3 separate regions of the Homo sapiens genome follow, and regions 1 and 3 are each linked to region 2. Evidence: chromatin contacts called from ENCODE Hi-C or POLR2A ChIA-PET data. All regions are on one chromosome and are shown on one strand. The core of a region is the stretch at or near the end of the contact, and the rest is flanking DNA. Distances in the headings are between cores, read along the strand shown.

Region 1 (2,700 bases), core at 84-2,583, 6.9 Mb before region 2:
GCCTGGGGGCCAGAGCAGGCCTCATTCTCAAAAACAAAAAAACAAAACAAAACAAAAGAAAAAACAGGGAAGAAGATTAAGTGGCAAGTGAGGTAGGTGAAACCAATGGGGTATCCTATAACTCAAGTAAGTTGAGGAATGAGACCAGACCTTTGGATTTACATTGCAGAGGTCATCTGTGACTTTGACTAGAAGTTTTGTTAGAATGTTGCAGGGTGACATCTTGTTTGGTGTATGAGTCAGAGTTCTCCACAGACAGACCTAATGAGAGAGGGATGGATGGATGGATGGATGGATGGATGGACGAATGGATGGATAGTTGGTTGGGAGGGAAAGGGGAATTGGCTCACGTGTAAATTGCGTTGGTCTTGAAAAGATGTTTCCTTAAACTGCGAGTCTGACGTATTTGCACATTTTTCTGGAAACAACGCCTATATCTCTTGGAGATGTTCAAAGAGGGCGGGCTCGGTGGCTTACACCTGTAATCCCAGCACTTTAAGAGGCTGAGGCTGGAAGATCGCTTCTCTTGAGTCCCAGCCTGGGCAATATGGCGAAACCCCATCTCTACAAACAAAACAAAACAAAACAAAAATTAGCAGGCCGTGGTGGCACACACCTGGAGTCCCAGGTACTGGGGAGGCTGAGGTGGGGAGAACAGCTTGAGCCTGGGTAGCAGAGGTTGCAGTGAGCCGAGATCGCACCATTGCACTCCGGGCAACAGAGTGAGACCCTGTCAAAAAAAAAAATGTTCAAAGGGGTTAGTGGTCCCAGAGAAAGGATCACTTCATTAATAATTAAGATGATTAGCCGGTCATGGTGGCTCACGCCTGTAGTCCCAGCTACTTAGGAGACTGAGGAACGACAATCGCTTGAACCCGGGAGGCGGAGGTCGCAGTGAGCTGAGATTACGCCGCTGCACTCCAGCCTGGGCAAGAGTGAGACTCGGTTTCAAAAAAAAAAAAAAAAGAAAAAAGAATTAAGATGGCCGGGCGCGGTGGCTCACGCCTGTAATCCCAGCACTTTGGGAGGCCGAGGAGAGCGGATCACGAGGGCGGGAGATCGAGACCATCCTGGCTAAAACGGTGAAACCCTGTCTCTGCTAAAAACACAAAAAAATTAGCCGGGCGTGGTGGTGGGCGCCTGTAGTCCCAGCTACTCAGGAGGCTGAGGCAGGAGAATGGCGTGAACCCGGGAGAATGGTGTGCCCCGAGCCTACTTCCCGCGCAGTCCTCCAAGACGCGGCCTCCAGCAGGGGTCGCTGCTTCGCTGCCGCCCTGGCCTCGCGCCCCGCCCGACCCGCTCTCACTGCGCCGGCGCCGGCGGAAGGGGCGGGGCGCAGATAGGGGTAGCCTGGAGGCCTGCAGTCCGCGCGGCCGCGGGGAGGGACGAGAGGGCCTGACGTACAGGTGAGTGCGCCTCTGCTGGCGCGCCGCGCCGGGCCCCCTGCCCGCGCCCCCTGTCACTTCGCCTCTCCGCCCCGCCCACGCTCCCGCCGGGTCTCCCCGTGAGTGTCCCGTGTCCTGCCAGCCTCGGGACGCCCCGCGAGCTCAGGGCTGCGCAGGGACTGTGGTAATTGAGCGCGGCGAAGCCTTCCGTTCCTGCCTCCTGTCGCTCCTGCTGGCTCCGAATGCAGACTGCGAACCCGGGGACGCAGTTGTCCATTTCCTTTGACCTTGGGGACCCAGGAAGGTGCACTGCCCGCGGGGGTGGGGAGGGAGCGAGAGGAATCCGACCCTGTCTCAGCCCACAGCCTCCGAGGTCTCCAAGTAAAGGGAAGGATCTTTAGCTGCATTAGACTTCAAAGCGTTTAGACCAGTTTCTCCATCTTACGGAGCGGTGAACGGGCTCAGGAATGTGGAGCGTTTCCTGGCGTCAAGCAGGTCAAAGTCAGCGCTGCTTTTTTTACAGACACTGCTTTTCTTACAGTCTTCGGTTAGTTCAGATTGTATACCTCTCCTGAAGATGTCACCCAAAACCTCCTATGGGATTCTGCCGTGATCATCTCTCCACTCATCCCACACCAACGCCAAAGAGATCTTTTAAAATGAACTTCCATCAGGTCACTTCCCAGGGTCCATCATTGCGTGTTCTTTTCCTGATTCATTCGAATGCACCCGTCCTCCTGATCAATTTTTATTCCACAGGGTGTTGTTTTGTTTTGTTTTGTTTTGTTTTTTTGAGACGGAGTCTTGCTCTGTCGCCCAGGCTGGAGTGCAATGGCGGGATCTCGGCTCACTGCAAGCTCCGCCTCCCAGGTTCACGCCATTCTCCTGCCTCAGCCTCCCCAGCAGCTGGGACTACAGGCGCACACCGCCACACCCGGCTATTTTTTTTTTTTTTGAGACGCAGTCTCGCTCTGTCGCCCAGGCTGGAGTGCAGTGGCGCGATCTCTGCTCACTGCAAGCTCCGCCTCCCGGGTTCACGCCATTCTCCCGCCTCAGCCTCCCGAGTAGCTGGGACTACAGGCGCCTGCCACCACGCCCGGCTAATTTTTTGTATTTTTAGTAGAGACGGGGTTTCACCGTGTTAGCCAGGATGGTCTCGATTTCCTGACTTCCTGATCCGCACGCCTAAGCCTCCGACAGTGCTGGGATTACAGGCGTGAGCCACCGCGCCCGGCCTGTTTTGTTGTTTTTTTTTTTGACACTCGCTCTGTCGCCGAGGCTAGAATGCACTGGTGTGAACTCGGCTCACTGCAGC
Region 2 (2,700 bases), core at 101-2,600:
CATTAGAATATTTAGTACTTCTGCACTTCTCCCACTTCTCAAAGTTTTCCCATACCAGGATTCCCCACCACCTAGGAACAGCCTTTGCAAGATACCAATGCTCTCTAAATCCCCAAAGCAGGGTCTATTTCCTGATCGAACAAAGAGCAACAAAGAAGTGGGTGGTAACCACCTCTCTGAGGCAAGCCAGGACCCATGGAGTCTGATCTACAACACAAGCAGTAGCAGTTCCACATCTCCCTACCACCTCTTATTTCCTACGAAGTCTTTCTGCCTGAAACTGGAAAACCCGAACTATTATTGAGGAAGTGAAGCCCTTCCATTTGAATCCTGAGAAAGACGCGCTCAAAGAACCCAGCGAACAAAGGAGAGGGTTGGAGCCCACGCAAAACATGGGTGTGATAAAGCCACACGCGACCTGAGCCCCCACCCTCAGTAACTACTCTCCAGCGCCCACCGGGAGGAGGGGTCCGGGGAAAGGGTAAGCCGAGGAAGGAGAAGACGCTCCGGCCAGACCGAACGCAGGGTAGGGGAGGCGAGCAGGCGAGGAGGAGGGAAGGGGACGGGAGGGGCGGAGCTCTCGCGGCCGCGGGGCTTTGTGTAGAGTCAAGGCCGGGATAGAAATTTTGCCTCGCGGGGGACGGGTCGAGGGGGTAGGAGGCCGACGCGGGGCACCCCAAACCTGCGTTGCCACGAATGGTGGGCGGGAGAAGGGAGAGAATGGGCCGCCCCCTTCGCCGCCGCCACCACCAAGGCGGGGTAGGCCGGCGCCGTCCCCAGCGGCGGCCACCTTCGAGGCTGCGGACTGCACGGCCGAAGGGGGAGAGGCAGGAGACAAGACGGGCGGGCCCCCTGATTCCCGCCCGCAGGAACCGCGGGGGCTGCGCCAGGAAGAGGGTCTCGTTCTAACTGTGCCGGGCCGGGAACGGGTTAAGATGCGGCCAAATGTCGGTCCCTCCTCCTTCCCACCCCTCAGCCCCGGCGCCCACTCGCGACGGCAGCCGCGGAACCCAGCGCCCGGCCCCGCGCGCCCACCCCGACACCGGCCCGGCCGCTCACCGTCGTAGTAGTAGCAGACTTTTTTTTTGCCGCCTCCTTGACTGTACGCCATGGGCTCCCCGGCCACCGCCGCCACCGGGCTCCTCCTCCTGCTGCTGCTGCTGCTGCTGCTGCCGCCGCGGCTCGGCCGGGAGAGAAAAGGGCTGAGGGAAACGTGGGGGCGATAGTCCCGCGGGGAAGGGCAGGCCGGTGGGAGGAGAGGAGGGGGCGCCGGGAAGGCTCGGTACCACCCGGCAGAGGTGCCGAAAGCTCGGAATCGGAGGTGGCAGCGGCACCAACTCGCGAGGAGGGGGCCACCAAACCACCTCAGGAGGCCGCAGGGAGGTGAGCGCATCCACTGCGGCCTCCACGGGGGAGGAAGGGGCACGGCTGGAGAAGGAGGCCGTTTCGGGCTCGAGGTTAGAGGCCCTGTTAGGGTGAACAACCTGCGCAAGGCGGCGCCATACACAGTGTTAAAATGAGGAAGAAGACAAGCTTTCGCTGCGCAAGTAGATCCAGGGAGCGTGCAGCCGGGTGGACGTTCTCCCCCTCAGGTCTGCGCGCAGTGGTTGCGCCTGTCCCCGAGCCTGCGCAGTCGGCGCCTCGTAGCCTTGGCGGTCTGGACCCCTCCTCGGCGTCCCACGCTGCTCCCCTCCCCCACTGTCGCGAAGCTCCCGCCCAAGCCGACCACGTGCCGCGAGCCCGGCGGGGAGAGCCCACTCCCGCGCCCCTTCCGGGCCCACTACCCCGCCGGGCTGTGGCCCATCGCCCCAGTGCCTGGTAGCCTAGTTTTCTCGTTTGTCGTTTGTTCACTTATTTATTATTATTATTATTATTTTGACTCGTAATGGGTATGAGGTGTAAGGGGGCCTATTACGGATGTTAAGGGGAGAGGGCACCGCTCGGGTTTTAATAAGCATCTGTGGAGCTCATTTATAAGGTACAGTTCTAAGCACTTGCATTTATAATATATTCCATTGATAATCTATTTATAATATTTAATCTCATTTAAGACTCTCAACAACTCTAGGAGGTAAGTGGCAATTGTACTCCTTCTTTATAGGTGGAGGCAGATTAAGGAACTTGTTCTTACTGCTAACTGATAAGTCTGGAGGTTTGAACTCATTCTGCAAACTCCACGCACCCTAGCTGTTCCACTCTGCAGCAATGCTGCTGGCTAGACACTGGAAGATTGGAGCAGAAAGACTTTCGAAACTCTTGGAGGTTATGAATACAAGTGTTCCTCTGTTAAATAAATCCACATTTATCAAGTACCTACCTTAAGCCAGCCACCTTGCAGGTGAGGGCTGGAGGCTAACAGCCTGTTTTATAGCACCCAATCCCAGTTATATAAAATTGCTATCCCTACCCCCCAAATACACCCCTATTAAAAAAAAAAAAAGGCTGTATTGATGCTGGAATTTAAGAGCCACTACCAAAAATACCCCTTTTAATTTGCTGTTTGACTTCAAAATCCCGAAAGTGTTCATGCTTAAAGCAGCAATTTTCCCCAACCTCACCCCCAAGAGATTTAGAAAAAGTTAAGTCCAGGGTGGCCCCTGCCCTCCCTCCGCCCCCTCCTCTGTATTTTTAACAAGACCCCAGGTGACTGATGAAGTTGCTAGAGAAATTACGGTGAGTGAAACACTGGCCTAGAGGTAA
Region 3 (2,700 bases), core at 200-2,699, 5.4 Mb after region 2:
GAAAGAGCTTTTGACACAGCACCTGGTGGAAGGGGCAAACCTCCATCTCCCCATACATTGCATTGTTGCAGTCTTCAGAGTTTCAAAGGCTTGCCGTTTCTCCCTGAAAAACACGGCCGGTCGGGAGGGATTTCTGGCGCGGCCCACTCACCTCTTTGATCTTTGCCCTTTTCTCGCGGATGGCGGCGTCGGCGGGCTCCCGGCTCTCCACCCCGATTGGGGGCACGAAGTCCACCGGGGGCAGGCCTCTGAACGGCGCCTTGTCACGCAGCTGGTCCTGGGCCACCTTCTTCTTCTCCAGTAGGATGTCTCTTTGGATCTCCTCGGGCAGCTTCTGCAGGGTCTCCTTGGCTTCCCTGAGAGCCCGCTCGTGGTTTTCGCGGATCCTGGCCAAGTTGTCCTCCAGGGCGGCCTCCGGGTCCCCGGGTGCCCCCTCCTCGCGGCGCCGGGCTCGCCCCTCGGCCGCGTCCTCGGCGCGCGCCCCGGGCCCGGGCTTGTGGTCGGCGGCCGGCTGCAAGGCGGGGCTGGAGTGGAACAGGACCCCGCTGAGCAGCTTGGAGGAGTCTGGCAGGAAGAAGATCGCCCCGAAGCAGAGCGTGATGAAGGCGCTGAATACCAGCAGCAGCACGAACTTCTCCGTCAGGCGGAGGGCGGCGGGGCCCGACCCCTTCCTGCCACCGCCGCCGCCGAGCCCCCCGCCCAGGACGCCGCCCGCGGGGCTGCTGAAGAGCGGCAACAGGCCCCCCACGGGCATCGCTCCCGCTGTCCAGTGGTCCGGCGCCGCGCCGCTCAGCAGCCAAACTTCGCCGCCGCTGGGAGTCCGCGGCTGCGGGGCTGGGTCCTGCGTAGCCAGGCCGCCCGACCCCCTCGGCTGGGCTGCGGATCCTCCCTGGGGGAACAACTCCGCGCCGGGTCTTCTCCCCGGGGCGGCTCCTCGGGCACACAGGCACGCGCGACAGACCGCTGGCTGCAGCCCCTGCGGGGAGAGAAACAGTAAAACGTAGTAATTACGGCGATGATAAAGTTTCCAGCGGGTCTCCGCCCTCCGACTCCTGGCGAGCCTCCAGGACCGCTCCCCTTAAGCAGAGTCCTGTCCAGTCCGGGCACCGCCCTCGCAGCCCACTCTCTGGACTTGGGGTGAAGTTATCAGGTCCCGTGGGTAGGGGAGGGGTGTCCCGCGCAGGAAGGGGTCAGGGCAGCGCGCGAGCACCTCGGGGAGGGGCAGCGCACCTCTGGGCAGGAGGGGCGCAGCGTGGGCGGGAGACTCGTCAACTTCGCCCGCTCCCCATCTCCGCGCTGAGACTGCTGCCTCTTTCCTAGGCTGGGCTGAGCGCGCTGTCCCACGGTCCCGCAGCCCCGGCGCGGCTCAGGTGGGCGAGCGCGCCGACCTGCGGGCGAATGGCAGCGAGTAGAGCAGCACGGTACACTCCGCCGCGGCCCCGCGAGCACTAATCTCACTGCCGGTCTTGGGGCGGTGGAAAGCGAGGGAGGCGACGCGGCCGGAGAGTGACGGCGCGGCCGGGCCAATCACGCGCCGCCCAGGGTCCCGCGGGGGCGGGGCCGAGGCGAGGAGGGGGATGCGCGGGGCGGGGAGTTTACGGGAAGCGCAGCCTCGGCGGGGCCCGGCCGGCGGCGGGGAGGTCGCGGGGCCGGGAGGCGCGAGGTAGGCGGGAGCCGCGGTGAGGAGGACGGTCGAACCCGTGGCTGAGGCCCAGCGCCGAGAAGCGGCAGGCAGAGTTCGGGGTCGGGGAGTTTATCCTGCGCTGGCCTCGGCAGGGGTCCCCGGGGTGGTTGATCCTCGACTGGCCCGGGAGGCGCCTGGGTCCGCGCGGGACCTCTCTGCCTCCTCCTCCGACCCGTGCGGGGCGGTCGGGGGCGCTCCCGAGGGGGTCCCGGGAAAGGCGGGGTCTGGCAGGGGGTCCTGGGCGCTGGGTCGTTCAGAAGCACGGCTTTACTCCAGTTACCCTCTTTTTATCCAAGGCCGGGGTTCCCCGGGTGCCTGGTAGCAGTGAAACCCCAAGTCCCTCGGTTAGGGGAGCCGTGACCCTGGGAGCTTTTGAGCTCTCTGGTATAACATCCTTTTACATCCTAAGAGACACAGTTCTGTGCTTGCTTAGGACTTTTTTCGTATGCGCCCTTTCTTCCCCCAAAAAACAAAAAACCGAAAAAACTTGTATGTCTCTCCCGCCCACCCGTACTTTCACTATTCATTTACCTCATAGAAGTTGGTCAAATTTTCCATTCGAAGACGAGTTTTATGCTGCGGTAGCTTCAAGCAATAAGTCGAACACTGTGTTGAAATTAAGTCTTGGATCCGACTACTTCCAGCGAAGTGAGGAGTTGGTCCAATAGAAATTATTTTCCAAAATGTGTTGTAATTCTCCTGTTGCTCCACAAATAAGGGGTTATCAGAGAGGAAAACGTTGACTGACTTCGCATTTCTGAAAGCTGGTTTGTAGTCGCCTTATTTCATCCTTACCCTTCTCTGGAAATGTGACATTAGTTCTGTTTGTGCTTAAGACAAAGGAAACAGCTGGCACCTTTCGGGAAGGTGGCTCCAGTACAGTTGTTTCCAGGTGTTAAGCTGTATGAGAAAGTAGAAAAGTAATCAGAAATCCTTACTAGTTTTCATTTAATCATTTAATTATTAATTTTAACCATCATTATTTGTCGTCTACTTGTTTTGTGTAAAATGAGTAA

What was found. A loop is a pair of places that touch in the nucleus more often than their neighbours do. ChIA-PET counts read pairs that join two places held with the same protein, here RNA polymerase II (POLR2A). Pooled maps may share reads with other maps.
Region 1: a loop to region 2 is called in a map of CD8-positive, alpha-beta T cell, with 27 times the contacts of the local background. The contact joins the promoter of MTRES1 here to the promoter of HDAC2 in region 2. A Hi-C loop is called at or near these places in 1 of 168 maps with a recorded cell type or tissue (CD8-positive, alpha-beta T cell) and 5 of 50 pooled maps. POLR2A ChIA-PET finds 5 or more read pairs at or near these places in 2 of 52 experiments (GM12878 and OCI-LY7).
Region 3: a loop to region 2 is called in a map of CD4-positive, alpha-beta T cell, with 19 times the contacts of the local background. The contact joins the promoter of MAN1A1 here to the promoter of HDAC2 in region 2. A Hi-C loop is called at or near these places in 1 of 168 maps with a recorded cell type or tissue (CD4-positive, alpha-beta T cell) and 5 of 50 pooled maps. POLR2A ChIA-PET finds 5 or more read pairs at or near these places in 2 of 52 experiments (OCI-LY7 and activated T-cell).

The regions. Positions count from the first base shown.
Region 1 is chr6:107,026,866-107,029,565 of GRCh38, forward strand. MTRES1 (mitochondrial transcription rescue factor 1) reads left to right here and starts at 1,334. Exons shown (of 4, transcript NM_016487.5): 1 at 1,334-1,406. RefSeq lists a silencer at 1,153-1,622 and enhancers at 1,733-1,842, 1,953-2,052.
Region 2 is chr6:113,969,798-113,972,497 of GRCh38, forward strand. HDAC2 (histone deacetylase 2) reads right to left here and starts at 1,351. Exons shown (of 14, transcript NM_001527.4): 1 at 1,060-1,351. The coding sequence starts at 1,111. It overlaps HDAC2-AS2 (HDAC2 and HS3ST5 antisense RNA 2), which reads left to right. Exons shown (of 10, transcript NR_125845.1): 1 at 1-481. RefSeq lists silencers at 492-811, 1,022-1,321, 1,263-1,706, 1,682-1,861 and an enhancer at 868-1,846.
Region 3 is chr6:119,348,312-119,351,011 of GRCh38, forward strand. MAN1A1 (mannosidase alpha class 1A member 1) reads right to left here and starts at 1,450. Exons shown (of 13, transcript NM_005907.4): 1 at 1,231-1,450; 2 at 152-976. The coding sequence starts at 754. RefSeq lists an enhancer at 1-270 and silencers at 481-600, 661-860, 1,371-2,010.